Linked DNA regions of Homo sapiens: region 1 is linked to region 2. Evidence: chromatin loops called from intact Hi-C (ENCODE). Cell type or tissue: heart left ventricle. All regions are shown on one strand.

Region 1 (8,000 bases), 140 kb after region 2:
AACACACTACTGGCCATAAGCCAAATCTAGCCCACTGGCTGTAGATGTTAGTAAAATTGTTTTGAAACACAGCCATACCATTTGTTTTCATATTGTCTGTAACTGCTTTCACATTACAAGGCTGAATTTGCATAGTTGAGACAAAGACCCTCTGGTTCATAAAGCCAAAAAATACTTACTGCCTGGCCCTTTACAGAACTTATTTGCCAAGTCTTAGTCTATAATACAAAATAATAATATCCTGATTTGGTTTCTGTGGGAATGAGATAAAAATAATATGTAATGCAAGAACTCTACACATAGTTGAGGCTCGATAAAGAGCAACTACACCTTATCACCCATTAAAGAGAGAAGCAAAATCTAAACTTGATAATATTTTTCTTAGTTTTTTTTTTTTTTTGGCTTGTTTATTGGTCTTTTGTATTCCCTTTCTACCTAGCCTATTCTATCCAAAAACAAAATATGAGCTTGACTTCCTCTAACTTGAATTAAACTAATCTGTCACCCCACTGCACCTGTCTGTTGAGGCCATTTCTATGGCTCTATGCATCTAACCTATCAGGGTTTATGTTCCATTGTTTGGGAACATTTGCTTTATGGTGTTTCTAGAGTAATCATACGGGAAGCCCAAAGATTCTTCCAAGAATTTGTTTTCAATTTTTAATTTTTTTATTTAGAAATAATAAAATAAGACATAATATATAAAAATATGTACAATCCATGGTTTGTGCAGTACAATAGGAAGACTTTAGATACAAAAAGACAGCAAATGGGAAAATAATAACTATCACGATTGTCAATGGCTAGGATTGTTCAACTTGCCAGAGCCCAGAGCGGAAACCCAAAATTACCAGAAAAGAGATTCTACTTTGCTGAGGGTTGGGGATGGGCAGGTAGCTATGCCACACTTTTTTTTTTCCCACCTTAACATTATTAGACACAGAGTGAAAAAGAACTCACTCTACTTCTCAGGACAAGCTTTTGCTTTTACTGAGTGGTTTATTATAAAATATGAAGTGACATTTATTAATTGTAAGGGAAATATGATTTACGGGACAGAACTCATCAAATAAACAGAGTTGAGATAGGAGTGTACTGGTAAGAAAGGAAGTAAAGAGAAGAAAGAATGCATTAACAGAATAAAAACAAAGTAAAACAAACTTTTCTAGGAATTTGGAAATGACAACAGTGCCATAGTGACATCCTTAAAATGTCTGATTCAAGTATACTCTTAGAGGGATAGAAAACTACTCCTTTCTCAATAATCAAAATAGAGTTCACTTTGTCTACATTTTGTTTAAAAATAGGATAACCAGGAATCTATGGCTCCTCCCAAAAATATAGTGCCCTTCCAGATATGGGCAAAAATTCTTTAAAAGGGAATAAATCCGAAGTAAATCCAACAGGGAATCTGCTTGCAATAGAGAAGCAACACACATCTGGGAATCAACCCCAGATATTCATGGTGAGTCCCCTCCGTCTGCATTCTAATGACATGTGTACATTAATTAAGGAGACCCAGTCAATAAGGACAAATATTTTGAAGGTAAAATGCAGCAATCAATGTCGTGCATTACCTGTGTCTTGGCTCTTGACAAAAAAAAAAAAAAAAAAAAAAAAAAAAAAAAAATTGCCATTTAAAGCTTGTAACTGTTAAAACGCTAATAACTAGAAAAAGGTTTCAAATGAACAGTCCATGCTGAAATAAATAACAGAAGAACATAGCAATACGAACCTTATAAGGCTGGTATATATTTGCTAAAACCATGCTAACCGGTAGCATATAGGTACTAGCTCTCAGAAATTACTGCACTGAAATTATACTTTCTATGGCAATTATTTTTCTTTACAGACCTCTATTTACATTTGGCTTTAAATATGAAAATATCTGATAAACTTTATAAAATGTACACTTTAAAAACATAGCTTCTGCAAAATTTTCTTGAAAAAACAAACCTGTGCACCAGAAATTTTATATTTTTTTCTCTTTTTCAGAAATAAGTTGAAAGATTTCCCTCCCTCTTTCTTGCCCCCCCCATACCCACCCCCTTTCAAATTTCTCAAGTCTTTTTAAGTGGCAGCACTGTGTGTTTAGGGGGAGCCTCTTTTGTGGTCACCCCCATTCTCCACTGTATCTTCATTTAATTTACATATCACTGAATACTCTTTGGTTTGATTATTTTCCTTTGCAAAACATCATAATAGCAGCAGCTGAAGCCCTCAATATCCTCTCACTGTCAAGAACCAAATTGTTGCCTCTTCTGTAAGTTTTCTTTACAACTCAATCCCCAATTCCTCCAACTCTTTAAACACCTTCCCAAACCTGCCTTTACATTTGGATCTAAAACAACCACTTGCTTAACATCTCTTTCTTTGTTTCATTGAAAATAACACCTCAGTTTCCCAAGCCATCAAATCTGAAGGCTGAAAACAGCAAAAATTGTCATAGTTTTGCAGGCACGGCATTCAGATATGGCTGTTCAAGAACCAGAGACCATCACAAACATCAGTTTACAAAATACATGATTCTAGAACAAGCTGTTTTTTAATGGCATACAGAGATATAATACCATAAGAGAGTTGATTTTGAGACTCCAATTAAAAAGAAAAGTCAGTAATCCCAGAATTCACAAATAGGGAACTTTAAATTAAAAAAAAAAAAAAAAAGAGTTCCATTATTGAGCTTCAGTGAGAAAAAAAAAATTATGTTTCTAGCAAGGCAGTCAGCCAGGCAGGGGAGGCTTCTGGAAAACAATGTGTCCTTCCTTAGTAACCTGCTCTAGGGCTCCACAGGAGAAAATGCTTAGCTCACATTCAGTCATAAGTATGCACACAGAAAAGGGAAATAGCTGTTTTAGACCATTATCTCCTTTACTTGTGATTATGTTATATTTTTATGGCTCTCATTGACCCTAAAATACTGAGACATTTTCATTACTATCCTCTGCCATAAAAAAGGCAAGTTTCCTCTCCTTCCTAAGCACTTGATCTGAAGTGCTGCATCAAACTGGCTTGTCCACACCTCCCTGTTTCCCTGCTTTGGCATTTGCCGCCCTATCTGACACTGTAGGACTCAATCCAGACAGACTGATCAGAAGAGCAAGTGTGGAGGCCAGGTGTGGCATCTTCCCTAAGGTGAAGGTGGGCTGGTGATGTCCTGACAGTCCAGGCAATAAATTCAGCAGCAAGGGTTTAAACCCATTTATCTTTCATGCTGGATGGCTCAGTTTTGAGAATGCCAGGATGCCAAGGAGGTCCTATGAAGATCTTGTCTTATGAAATGAATTTTGGAATGTGCAAAAGGAAAAGCCCAGAAAAATATAAGAGTACATCACCATCTCGCACACTACACATGAGCCTGGCCAGCACTGCCTAGCAGGAAAGGATAGACGTCGGTATTGTGTGTGTGTGCCCCTTTCTTCTTCTTCCTCTTAAAATAAAAAAGTTACATGAAAGGACAAAATTTTTAAAAGCACTACACTGACTAGACTCGGTGAGTATGATGCTCTATTTTCTGAATAAGGTGCAAAATGAACCGGCGGTTCAAGGTCTTGCTGAGGTTCAAAGTTATTGTCTCTTGATTTCAAGGCAGCCCATGGGGCTTTGTTTTCTTTTAAGTGTAAGCTCCACTGTGCAAAAATATGCATTATCTTTGGTATTTATTTTAGGTAGTTTAACTTAAAATTTGAGATAACCCATTAACATCATGGAGGAAAAGAAAAAAACAACAACCCAGAGGCTACCATTCGGCTAGTGTTACATAATGCCCTTATGTAACAAAGAGAGAGAGAAAAAAAATCAATTCTAGCAAACGAATTACTGGCCTCAAAAAATCAGGCTCTTGTTTTGGCAGTTAATAGCCAAATACTTGCCACTTTGAAGCGCATCATGAGCTTTCAATAAAATTCAACACTGACTTTAAAATTACACAAAAGGAAAACTACACTGCAACAAAAATACACATTTGTGTTCATGTAGTTAGCAGCTTTTCAAAAATTAAGGCAGAGTCTTGCCTTTGTTATGCCATTAAAAACATCCTTGTTCCCTAAAGAGAAGCATTCTGGATAAATCAAATACCCAACCAAGGCTTGCCTGCAAGTTCAAGTTTTGGAAAAACACAAAACAAAACATAAAAACCCATAACTTATTCTACAACATCTATGTGCCATCGGGTCACATGGAGACATGGTTAGTGCTTTATGCTAATCATGGAGCTTACAGTCTTTCTTTGAAACCATTGTGCTTGCCTCAGTCCCTTGTGGCCGCTTGCTTGACCCATCTTGACCAGTACCGTCATCTGTATAACTGTTTTGGGCCTCTGACCAACAGACCGTGTTGTAAAGTAACTATTCCAGAGAAGGAATCAGTCAGTCATATCTCCGACTCTCGCCGTAAGGGCCTGGGCTCTAGAGGTACACTTGCCTGGTTGTGAAGGTCTATGTCAGGGGGCGTGTCCGTACTAGTGCTTTCTGGAACTCCATTTTCACTGTCGTCTTCCTCTTTGCTTGTGAGGGCAACTTCATTTTCATAGCAAAATGAATTTGCATTTGAGAGGATATATTTCTTTTCTGCTAAGTCTCTGGCACTACAAAGGGGAGTGTTGGGGACTTCGTAAGTTTTGTGGAACCTGGAATAGTCCACTTTGTAGTAGTGCTTCTCTTCAAAGAGCACAGGCTCATAGCGGTGGCCCCACAGGATTTCATTTGCTAGATAAGAGCTACGGCACTGTGTCGTCATGGCAGTGGCTTCCACCATGCCTTCCAGTATGACCACGATTTCAAAGTCTGCGTTGTCAATGTCCTGTTTACTCAAATCATATAAAGGACTGTCTTCATCTATTTCATGGACTATAGTGATTGGGGACACCAGAAATATACGATCGATTCCACTGTCAAACCCAACATTGATGTCTATTTGATCCAGAGGGATATACTCCCCTTCAGAAGTAATTCTGGATTTGAGGAGCTGTGCTCGAACATGAGCTTCCACCAAGTGGCTTTTCCGAAGATTGCCCACTCGCCACATCAAACACAGCTTGCCGTCTCTCATGGCAATCACGGCATTGTGACTGAAGACAAGAGTCTCGTTTCTCTTCTTTGGCTTTGCCATCTTGGCCATGACTGCGCCAATGATGAAAGCATCGATGATGCAGCCCACGATTGACTGGAACACCACCATGAAAACAGCAATTGGGCATTCATCCGTGACACATCTGAAACCATAGCCTATGGTTGTCTGGGTCTCAATGGAGAAGAGGAAGGCAGCCGTGAAGCTGTTGACCTCGGACACACAAGCTTTGCCCTCTTTGGATGCATCCAGGTCCCCATGGAGCAGAGCTATCAACCAAAACACACAGCCAAAAAACAGCCATGACAGGACGAAAGCCAGGCAGAAGATAACCAGCATCCACCGCCAGCGAATGTCCACACACGTGGTGAAGATGTCTGCGAGGTACCGTTGCCCCTTCTCACCCACATTGATGAACTGAACATTACAGTGGCCATCTTTCTTCACAAAGCGGCTCCTGCACTGTTGTCGGGTGTGGACTTTACTCTTCCCGTTCCCAAAGCCATTTGCAACTGCCATGGTGGCCAACTTCATACCGTCTTCTTCTGAAGAGACGATGCTGTAGCGGTTGGTTCGCACACTGCCCATCGCTTCTGCTGGGGACTCCAGTGCTTCTGCTTTGGAAAACAGTCTGAGTTTTTGCAAAACGCTTTGGAGAAACAGTTTTGAATGTTCGGTGAAGACACACACACCAAAAAAATGAGGAGAGATGGGTGTCTCTGGGAGCCTTGTGGTTCTACCAAGGTCTGTCTACTGACATGCAGAGTTACTTTAATGACTCAGCTGACATCCAGAGAACATGTCCTGCAAGAAAAGAGAGACTGTGCATTACAAAATAAGCCACTCTTAAAGAATTCTACTGTCTAAGACAATATATCCTAACAAAAACACATAATCAGGTAAAGATAAGTATAATTTACATTAAATTATAAGGTTTTAAATTTCTTTGTATCCTAAGCATGCTTTGTAAAACTTTTATTTAAAAGCATAAAGTCGTTAAACATAGAAGAGTTGTCTGTGACAGTTGTTCAACCAAAATGTCAGGTCAGGTCCCCTTTCCCTTCTTTTTGGCCAGGGATCTAGAATATTCTATTGTTCAGGTCTACCTCTCCCTTCTCTTATTCTCTTCTTCTGCCTGCCCCACTTGCTAGGATCCCTGTTAAGCAGATGAAAGACTGTCTGATTCCAAGGTTTGTCGTAAAATTTTTGGAAAAAGGACATGTTTAGAAAACTTCACGTGGACGCAGCATTGATATCCACTGAGTTGCATGTGCATTACGGGAGAATATTAGAGTCCCTGATGGCAAGGTTGAAATCGGAAGACAGACTATTTTGTTTAAATGATATAACTGAGCAGACCGGATAGGCTGACGAAATGCTAGAGGAAGAAAGTCAGATTCCCACCTACAAATAGAATAGTGAAGTGGATTTTGGAGTAGGCTTGACTGAGTGTGTATCCTGAAAATAGAGGGAACTAGTGGACAAAACCTCCTACGATGGTGAATACTGCCCCTATTGCTTATAATAATCTGAAATGGATCCCAGTTTCTGGATACTGTTTGGGCTTGCTTCATCACTTCTCACACTTTAAGCAACCACTATGCAGAAATGCCTGCTAAGTCTCTATTAGTACAGGTAATTCTGGCTTGAAGACTCTGAAGATGCAGGTTTGCTCTGGGGGATAGAGAGCAATTCTGTTGCCTAGCAATAAGAGCCCTGAAATTCTCCTGAGATGGGGCTGTCATGTGTAATGACAGGCTAGGAAGTAAGCACCGTTGTGCCAAAGGACCAGGTCTTTAGCGGATTGAGATAAGGCAGGAACTCATTTCATGTGAGTCCAGTGCTGTGTTCTCTCAGACAGAGACAACTGTGTAAGGACAGATCATAAATGCCAGTCCGCTTACTTTCACTTCCAGCGCTGTTATTTGGTATAGGTTCCTATGGAGAAGGCACTCACCTTTACTTAATATGTGCAAATAGTAGTTCTCAGTTTTCTCCTATTGCCTCAGTCTTCCCTAGCTAAGAACTATCTATGTACTTCAACTTTCCATCTTCACTCCTAAGAAACTATTTCCCTTGACTAACTAACAAAAAGCTAAGAGAAAGTCTAAGGTGTTTTCTTTACCAAATGTGTAATAACAAAACTAATAAGAGTTAGAACTGAAAAATAAAGCCCATCTTCAACTTTTCATACAACCAAATCCTTCTGCTATATTAAAGGGGGGCAATGAATAACTCATGAAAAGAGTCAGAAATTTGTTGATGCCTGATAATGAAGACTCCACTTTTTCCTTCTCCTCTAAATCCATTAAGATTAAACAGTTAATAGAACCGATATCAGCCAAGCCAGCCGCAAACAAATAAAGCAATCCATTTATGTTGTTTTTGTGCATTCCCTTAAGAAGAGGCAAGGTGCATTGCCTTTGAAAATGCCTTGTTACTGTCTTTTGACTTCTTCTTTATCCAAGTTATTATGCAAGAATGTGCCCCAACACATTTTTCCTGAGATTAGTCATCTTTGAAAATTGCAATGTGTGTTACATTTTGGCAGCTTTTGACACCTAAATGATGCTCAGTTTGAAAGTGCCTTTGAATTACTTTATAAAAAGAAGTTACTGTGCTTTCCTAACCTTCCACCTGCTTCAATGTTTTGTCTGCTTCCCTGTGAAGTTTGCACTTGGACCAAAGAAACAAGAATCCTGCCCCTCGAAGTTCTAGATCCTGTACATGGACAGCATTTTTTAAGCAATTATTTCATCTTAGTTTTCTCACATTACTAAACAGACAGAGACAGCAACAACACCAAACGCAGGTATACGTTTCAAAAAAAGGAGAAGAACTTCATTCAATGAATGCTTTGTATTTTTGAGTTCTGATTGACTTCAGAACTTTGTATTATAAGCTGACACCAAGAAATTCCCTTTTCATGATTC
Region 2 (8,000 bases):
CACTTTATCTCCAAGATTTTAATAAAAGCTGTTAGGGTAAATATTACTTCTCAGCCAATCAACTTAACCTTGAAGTTGAGCTTCAAGATCATGACACCTGTTACTTAAATCAGTCCAAGCATAGTTAAGTTCATGGCATTTGCCTGAGGAACAGCCTGTATCTGAAGGAATCTCATAGATTAGTCCTCCAATATAAAATAAATCCTTCGTAGATCTGACTGTTTAAGATGTAAAATTTTAAACCTGAAGAATCTCTTGAACCACTGATTCAGGATTCTGCCCGCGTGCCTCCTCAAACATTTTGCTCTCAGAGCTCTGGGGTAGGTCAGGTTAGGGCTACAGAAGACCTATGACAAACCCCCTTGTCCTTCCCTACCATCCAGAATGTTGACAGAGAGCCACCACTGCACACTGAAAAACATATGTAATTCAGGCAGGACCATGTGTAGCTAAAATTCTAAAAGGACTTCATAAAACTACCTGAATCAGCAGAATAATGACTCATCCAAAATGCTCAAACCTTAATAGGGCAAAAAGAGACGGCTTCATTGTCCTCCTCAAGATGGGGAGATTATTCTGGATTACTCTGGTGAGCCCAATCTAGTCAAATGAGTTCTTAAAACTGGAAGAGGGCCCGGGTGCAGTGGCTCACACCTGTAATCCCAGCACTTTGGGAGGCCGAGGTGGGCAGATCATGAGGTCAGGAAATCGAGACCATCCTGGCCAACGTGGTGAAACCCCGTCTTTACTAAAAATACAAAAAGTTAGCCGGGTGTAGTGGCACGTATCTGTAGTCCCAGCTACTCCAGAGGCTGAGGCAAGAGAATCGCCTGAACCAGGGAGGCGGAGGTTGCAGTGAGCCAAGATTGTGCCATCACACTCCAGCCTGAGTGCAGAGTGAGATTCCGTTAAAAAAAAAAAAAAAAAAACTGGAAGAGGGAGGCAGAAGGTTGAGGCTAAAGATGGCAGCATGAGAAGGACTGGAAGTGGCCTTGGTGTTCTGAGATGCCGTGACCACGTGCAAAGACCCAAGAGATCCCCCTGGGAGAAAAGATTGGCCTCAAGCCAACAGCTGGTAAGGAAATGGGGCCTTCAGTCCTATAACTGCATAAAAATGAATTCTGCCAACATCTGAATGAGGAAGAAAGAGGCTCCACCCCTATCGCCTATAGAAAGGAAACCAGCCCTGTAACTCCTCGGTCTTAACTGAGTGAAGTTGTGTCAGACTCTTGAGCCACAGAAATGCAAGGTCTTACATTTTACGTTGTTTTAAGCCACTACGTTTTTGGTAATTTGTTATGACTGCCTAGAATCCTAATATACCACCAAAATGTGTGGCAAAAATAATTATTCTATTGACATTTAAGAAAGGGATGGGAAGGATACAATTTTTAGGAAAGAGTTCTACTGAAGTGAAATTTGAACTAGCTTTGAAGGACTCCGGAATATGAACAGGGTTTAGGAGGAAATAGTCATTCCTTCCAAGCAAAGTTCACAGAGAAGAATCTGAGGAGAGGCCTCTGACTAAAGCAGAAGGCTTGTGTGGGGAAGGAGTTGGAATGAACTCTGGATTAGAAATGTGTTCTGGAGGGCTTTGCCTACAACATGAGAAATTTGAGCTATCGGAGGAAATTCTTATTTCAGCTCACCCCTATAGAGAAGCTATATGAGTTTATCTGCTTGCTGCCTAACATGCACTGACATCATTGCATCTTGCTGCCTTCTCACACGCCTCTTCAGCAACATCAAGGACAACAACCAACAAAAAGAATTCACATTTATTGAGTGATGACTGAATACTATGCACTATACTAGGAACTGTATTCATGTTATATACTAAATCCTCAAATCCTGTTTTTAAATGAATTCATTGAGGCTTAGAGAGATTCAGTTAACTCACATTAGGACACAGAACTACCAGGGACAAATCCAGTGTTCAAATCTAGAGCCCAGAGTCCCAGCTGTTTTATGCAAGGCCATCTATGAACATCAGATTTGCATTTCATTTTTCTTGCCTGGAGAATATTTTATTCACGTGTGTTTTATTAGGCATCTCTAGATACAATAAAGATTATGCATGCTGACATATGTATAATCAACTGTTTTAAAAATGAAACTGAAAAATAGATCCAGTCATTCAGACCAGAGAGAGGCTTATAATGACCACAGCATGATTCATCCAAAAATTGTTAATACGTTATGGCCAAAAACTCCAGCTGGTTACAAAAATGATTCAAGGATCAAATATAAACCTAAGCAAATTTGCATCTGAGTCTAAAAAAACACCTGGCGTTTATGCAACTATAGAGACTACTATCCCCACAGTTTTATCTGTAGTGAAGTGCAGCTGGGACCCCAGCGTTGAATAGGTTAATAGAATTGCTTTTGTTTTATTCCGTTGAAATATCTCTCTTTGCTCCCATCATTCTCCATAGATTGTCATGACCGGAGGTAAACTGAACATCTGAAAAGGACCTAATTAACATTGTGCGCAAGTGAAAGAATAAATGAATAAATGAATAAAAGAATGAATGAGTACGGATGCTGAGAACTGAGATGTGGCATTTCCATACTGGCAGAAGCTCCGAAAGAAACAGTCATCACTTCCTGTCCTACTGCACGCAATGTGTTAGGCAGTGCTTTGCTGAAATCCAGAATATAAAGTTAAACTTTATGAGTTAAAAGTTTGAACTTTTGAGCGAGATGTAATTAAGCACAAATTAGTTTGTAGAATCCTAAATGTCAGTGCATCTAAACAAAGTACATCTATGTTTATTTGAAAGCAAAAAACGATGACACATTTTTAGAGAATTAAAATAAACTGATCATTGAAATTGAATTAATTTTTAATGGTAAAATTAATTTGAGTGAAGTAGAAAGAATGCGGCTCATAATGTTTTATTGATGATGCATAAAAATGATCACAAGTCATTACTCATTCACTTGAAAGCCAGCGTTCTTCCAGGAGAATAAATTTCTGTTGTTTTTGTTTGATTGGATTTGATTTATAATTGTGTTCGATTAGGTAATATAAGTAAGTATAAGAAATGTCAAAAGGTTAATCCTCTCATCCTCATCCATTGCTACTTTATTTTTCCTCTAGAGGCTATTATAGTTTCTTTTGTATCCTTTCAGAAAGCTGTATATCTATACTATGCCTATAAATCTACCTATCTAAAACCTAACCATACACGTAGGGTATTTATTACTATAAAAGTCAGCAAGAGATGGTGGATAAAACCTACTTTTCCACAGCTAATTAGAAGGATAGCATTAACTAGAAATACCATTTGACCCAGCAATCCCATTGCTGGGTATATACCCAAAGGATTATAAATCATGCTACTATAAAGACATGTGCACACGTATGCTTATTGTGGCACTGTTCACAATAGCAAAGACTTGGAACCAACCCAAATGTCCATCAATAATAGACTGGATTAAGACAATGTGGCACATATACACCATGGAATACTATGCAGCCATAAAAATGGATGAGTTTATGTCCTTTGCAGGGACATGGATGAAGCTGGAAACCAACATTCTCAGCAAACTCACAAGGACAGAAAACCAAACACTGCAAGTTCTCACTCATAGGTGGGAAATGAACAATGAGAACACTTGGACACAGGGTGGGGAACATCACACAGCAGGACCTGTTGGGGGGTCGGGGGCTGGGGGAGGGATAGCATTAGGAGAAACACCTAATGTAAATGACGAGCTGATGAGTGCAGCAAACCAACATGGCACATGTATACCTTTGTAACAAACCTTCACGTTGTGCACATGTACCATAGAACTTAAAGTATAATTAAAAAAAATTTATGTGGCTATGAATGACAATAAATGGAGCTGATGGAGTATGCATTATTGCTATTATTTAGCCTCTGTACTGGGCAAATAGATTGTATGGTAGTTAAAATCATGGGCTCAAAAACCAGACTCCAGCAATGAGCTGTGTCACTACTCTGTGCCTTGATGTGTAAAATGTGAATTCAAACAGTGATACCTGAGAGGATTACTGAGACAAATCAGGCAAGCAAATTTTAGAACAGGTCAATAAAAATTGATAGGGAAGAGAAAAGAAAGACAGCAAAGGTGGGCCAGTGAGTGTTCAGAAGATGGGTCAGTGAGTGTTCCGGTGTGTGCATGTGTCCTTAAACTCAAGAGTGCTTTGAAAAAAATCTTTATAATTACATTGCCCATTTGCTTTCAGAAAATGAGATTATTTATTCATTTTTCAATCTCAATTCATTTTTCAATTAGAAAGCTCATTTACACATTTGGAATCTGTCACAATCGCAAGGATGTGGAACCAACCTGTGTGCCCATTGACCAATGAATAGATAAAGAAAATGTGGTATATATACACCATGGAATACTACTCAGCCATAAAAAGGAATGAAATAGTGTCTTTTCCACAACTTAGATGCAACTGGAGGCCATTATTCTAAGTGAAATAATTCAGAATACCATTATGTTCTCACTCATAAGTGGGGGCTAAGTTATGAGGATGCAAAAACATCCAGAGTGATATAATGGACTGACTCTAAGGTCTCATGGAGCGGGGTGAAGAATAAAAGACAACATATTGGGTACAGTGTACACTGCTTGGGTAAGGAGTACACTAAAAATCTCAGAATTCACCACTAGAGAACTCATCCAGGTAACCAGCAACCACCTATACCCCCCAAACTATTGAAATAACAAATTCGGAATTTGAGATTTAAAACTTGATTCAAATACATTTCTTATTTTTTTCCAGCAGTGTATTGAAGTAATGAATGAAATCATGTTAGAGTTTTCAAACCTCAAAGGCTTAGACTCTAAGTGGTAGGTCAACAAACTATTGCTTTCCTATGGTTCTAGCTTTTGCACTAATTTACTGCTCCAGGCCATTATGACTTCTTTTTCTTTAGAATCCCATTGTACTTCTTTAACCTTGCTTCATCTGCTCTCTCGCATTTGATGATTAATAATAGAGGACAAAAAATATATATTTTTTAAATACCCAGGTTTCTCATTATCAGCCACAGCGCATCAATATGAAAATCTCTTTAAAGGCAAGAAAAAATGCTTTCAACAGGAACAAGTGGACCTCGAAGCGCACGTCTCTGCCATATCGGTCGTTATCACTACAACCAGCCATGCTTCCATCTCTTTCATATTACCAAATGTAGTGCTGACAGAGAGGTGGGAGAAACTTAACCTTTTGGCAAACAGTAGATAGATATGAAAATAGAACCAAGCAAATATATCCAGTTCCCCATAACCTCTCCTCAAAGGACCTCACTAAAGTTGATATCACCTTGGCTCCCATGACAACCCCGACAAAGATAAATAGGTGTCAAATATGCATTTGCTCCTAAGGCCTCTGGGAATTGCTACCGAACACAAATGTGAAATTCAGGCTGAATTAATCTCCTGATACGCCACTTAAAGAAAAAGCCACAGAATGTGGGCTTGCCAACCTCAGCAGCCGCTAGTCATGCTTCTGTAGGGCTGTCAGCACTCTCTAAAAAAGTAGGTTGATAAAATTAAGCAAGCAGTTTCTGCTGGCATTTTCACACCCCATGAAACACATGTTCTGTTTATAATGCAAACATGACTTCAGAGTTATGGGATCTTTTAAGGATTTATGCTGATTAAAAGATTTCTGATCTCAGGCTTATGGTCTCAAAATGTAAAACTTGGTTGAGCCTACAGCAAGCAAGCTCGGGCTTTTCTCTGAAGAGAAGTTTAGACAAATATCTAGCAAATTTGAGCCACGAAGTTAATCCTTCTACAAAAAGCAGTACTTTCCTTTGCCCTTCGAACACTCTAAAATAAATTTCTGGTCCCCGACTTAACATAGGTGCAACAATCAAATTCTGTTTAGTAGGGGTATTGTCTGCTGTGGAGAGAAAAAGAGCCTAAAGTGGAAGCTATTTTGGGGGTCACTTTTGCTTTTATATAATGTGATGATACCAAATAAAAACAAAAGTATTGTACCTAAGACAAATTCCACCAAATGTATGTATTAGTTACACTCAGTGTAGTACAGTAATTAAGAGTTAAGCTTTAAAATCTGATGGTCTGGCCAGGCATGGTGGCTTACATCTGTAATCCCAGCACTTTGGGAGGCCGAGGCGGGTGGATCACGAGGTCAGGAGATCAAGACCATTCTGGCTAACACGGTGAAACCCCATCTCTACTAAAAATACAAAAAATTAGCCGGGTGTGGTGGCGGGCGCTTGTAGTCCCAGCTACTCGGGAGGCTGAAGCAGCAGAATGGCGTGAACCCAGAAGGCAGAGCTTGCAGTGAGCCGAGATCGTGCCACTGCACTCCAGCCTGGGTGACAGAGCGAGACTCTGTCTCAAAAAAAAAAATAAAATCTGATGGCCTTTATCTGTTGGTCTTATTTTTATCTGGTTTAAAATGGGGACAACAATAGTAGTATATGCTTCACTGAGTACATATGAAGATTAAAGGAAATCATATCTAAAAAGCAAAGCTCACAGCACAAGATGAGACACATATTGCATAGTCCATATATAATAATAAAATATATGCTATATGAATGTAGAATAAAGCAGTCAGTAGGACTCAAGACTTCTAGCATATATTTATTGCACATATTCTGTATCCTGCATGGTAAAATTACTGTCAGGATGGAGAAACTCTAAGGAAAGGAGAGAAAGTTGTAGGTTCACAGAAGATGATAGGTTCTGCAGAAGAACCAATAGTGTAGCAGAGAGATTGCTAAGATTCAATATTCTGTTTTCTCCATGTCTCTGAATGTCAGTACTTTTCTCTCCAGAAAGGAAAAAAGCTGAGAAAATGGTTATATTCATGTTAAATAGAGCTCAGAACAGAAAGAGCTTATAACCTCTTCCTTTGGCCAATAGAGTTAATTCAAATTTTTCCTCCTCCTCTCTTGCTGTTTTAGGTACTAACCCAAAGTCTCAAAATGATACTCTGACTGTCTCCTTGCAGTGTCCTCTGATAGCAAAATGTCAAGTAAAGGGAATAGACATAGGCCAGAAACCTTGGGGGTGAGCCTAGCTGTGCAGCTTATTAGCGCATGACACAAAACCCTCTGATCCACAGCTTCCTCACTGAGCGTGGAGGTTTAGCTGACTTGTGGCTGTTCACATCCAGGCACTTGGCTATCTAAGTACAAAAGAAATTGTTCTTGCTGTATTTTATTATTTTTCCTTTCCAGAAAAGTTATATTTATAAATGTCATAGTACATAGCTGAAAAATGACTGAAAAACTAACCTGAAATTGTGTAGGCTATAATCTCAGGCTGCTTTGAGCTTTTGTTTTAGAGAATTCTGGAGGGCCAGGCTCTGTATTTTTTTTTTAATTTTCACATAATTTGTTCAGAAAAGCACAAGGTGAAAATGCCTCAATCTTGGACAAAGCTGTCCTACTTTCATATAAAAAAGGGAATATTAAAATGTGACAATTGTGATTATTGAGAGAGTTTAGTATAGCTGTGTCCTCGGTCGAAAACACTCCTGTTAAAATCATTGTTTTTTCCATCCAACCTCATAGGTTCTTAGGAAGTCATAGGCAATGGGAATGACTCTTGAAGGTCATTTTTCTTAAATCAACCATACCTTCTCTGTTCACCTTCTATCTAACTCCCCTGTCTTGCTTTCTCTTTAAACTTTACATGACTGAAATGGAATGAATCAACCTACTCTGAAAGCCCATTTCCCAGTCCCCAGTGGGCTCTATTTGAACTTTATTACTTTTAAAGTATACATCATGCTTCCAGTAACATGAAAAGAAAATGACCTCAGAGTGGCAGCCTCTGAGTTTAAAAGATTTGGACTCTAGAGCAGAAAATCTCTTGTTATGCTCCTCAACTGAAAAGGCTGCAAAGCCTCAATGTATGTTGAAGAGTTTTTATTCTCCTGTAAGAAAAAAAAAAAAATAGAGGATGTTTATATCTTTGCTGAAATCCTAAAAAGACCCAGGTAGAAAAGTTTCCATTCCAAGTCTCTGTTC

The links. A loop is a pair of places that touch in the nucleus more often than their neighbours do. Peaks named below come from ENCODE experiments on the same cell type or tissue, not always from the same donor. Only the 100,000 strongest peaks of a DNase experiment are listed, where the experiment ranks them.
Region 1: it touches region 2 in a loop (4-fold over the local background); 18 of 110 quality-filtered maps call a loop at or near these places.

What each region holds. Positions count from the first base shown.
Region 1 is chr17:70,172,695-70,180,694 of GRCh38, reverse strand. KCNJ2 (potassium inwardly rectifying channel subfamily J member 2) reads right to left here. Exons shown (of 2, transcript NM_000891.3): 2 at 651-5,871. The coding sequence starts at 5,655. The coding sequence ends at 4,372. Among named protein-coding and RNA genes, the nearest start is that of KCNJ2, 7.2 kb to the right of the region's middle. In heart left ventricle, no CTCF peak of the experiment used is centred here; no DNase peak of the experiment used is centred here; H3K4me3 peaks cover 4,451 bases; H3K27ac peaks cover 2,487 bases.
Region 2 is chr17:70,307,824-70,315,823 of GRCh38, reverse strand. No RefSeq gene overlaps it. Among named protein-coding and RNA genes, the nearest start is that of KCNJ2, 140 kb to the right of the region's middle. In heart left ventricle, no CTCF peak of the experiment used is centred here; no DNase peak of the experiment used is centred here; H3K27ac peaks cover 886 bases.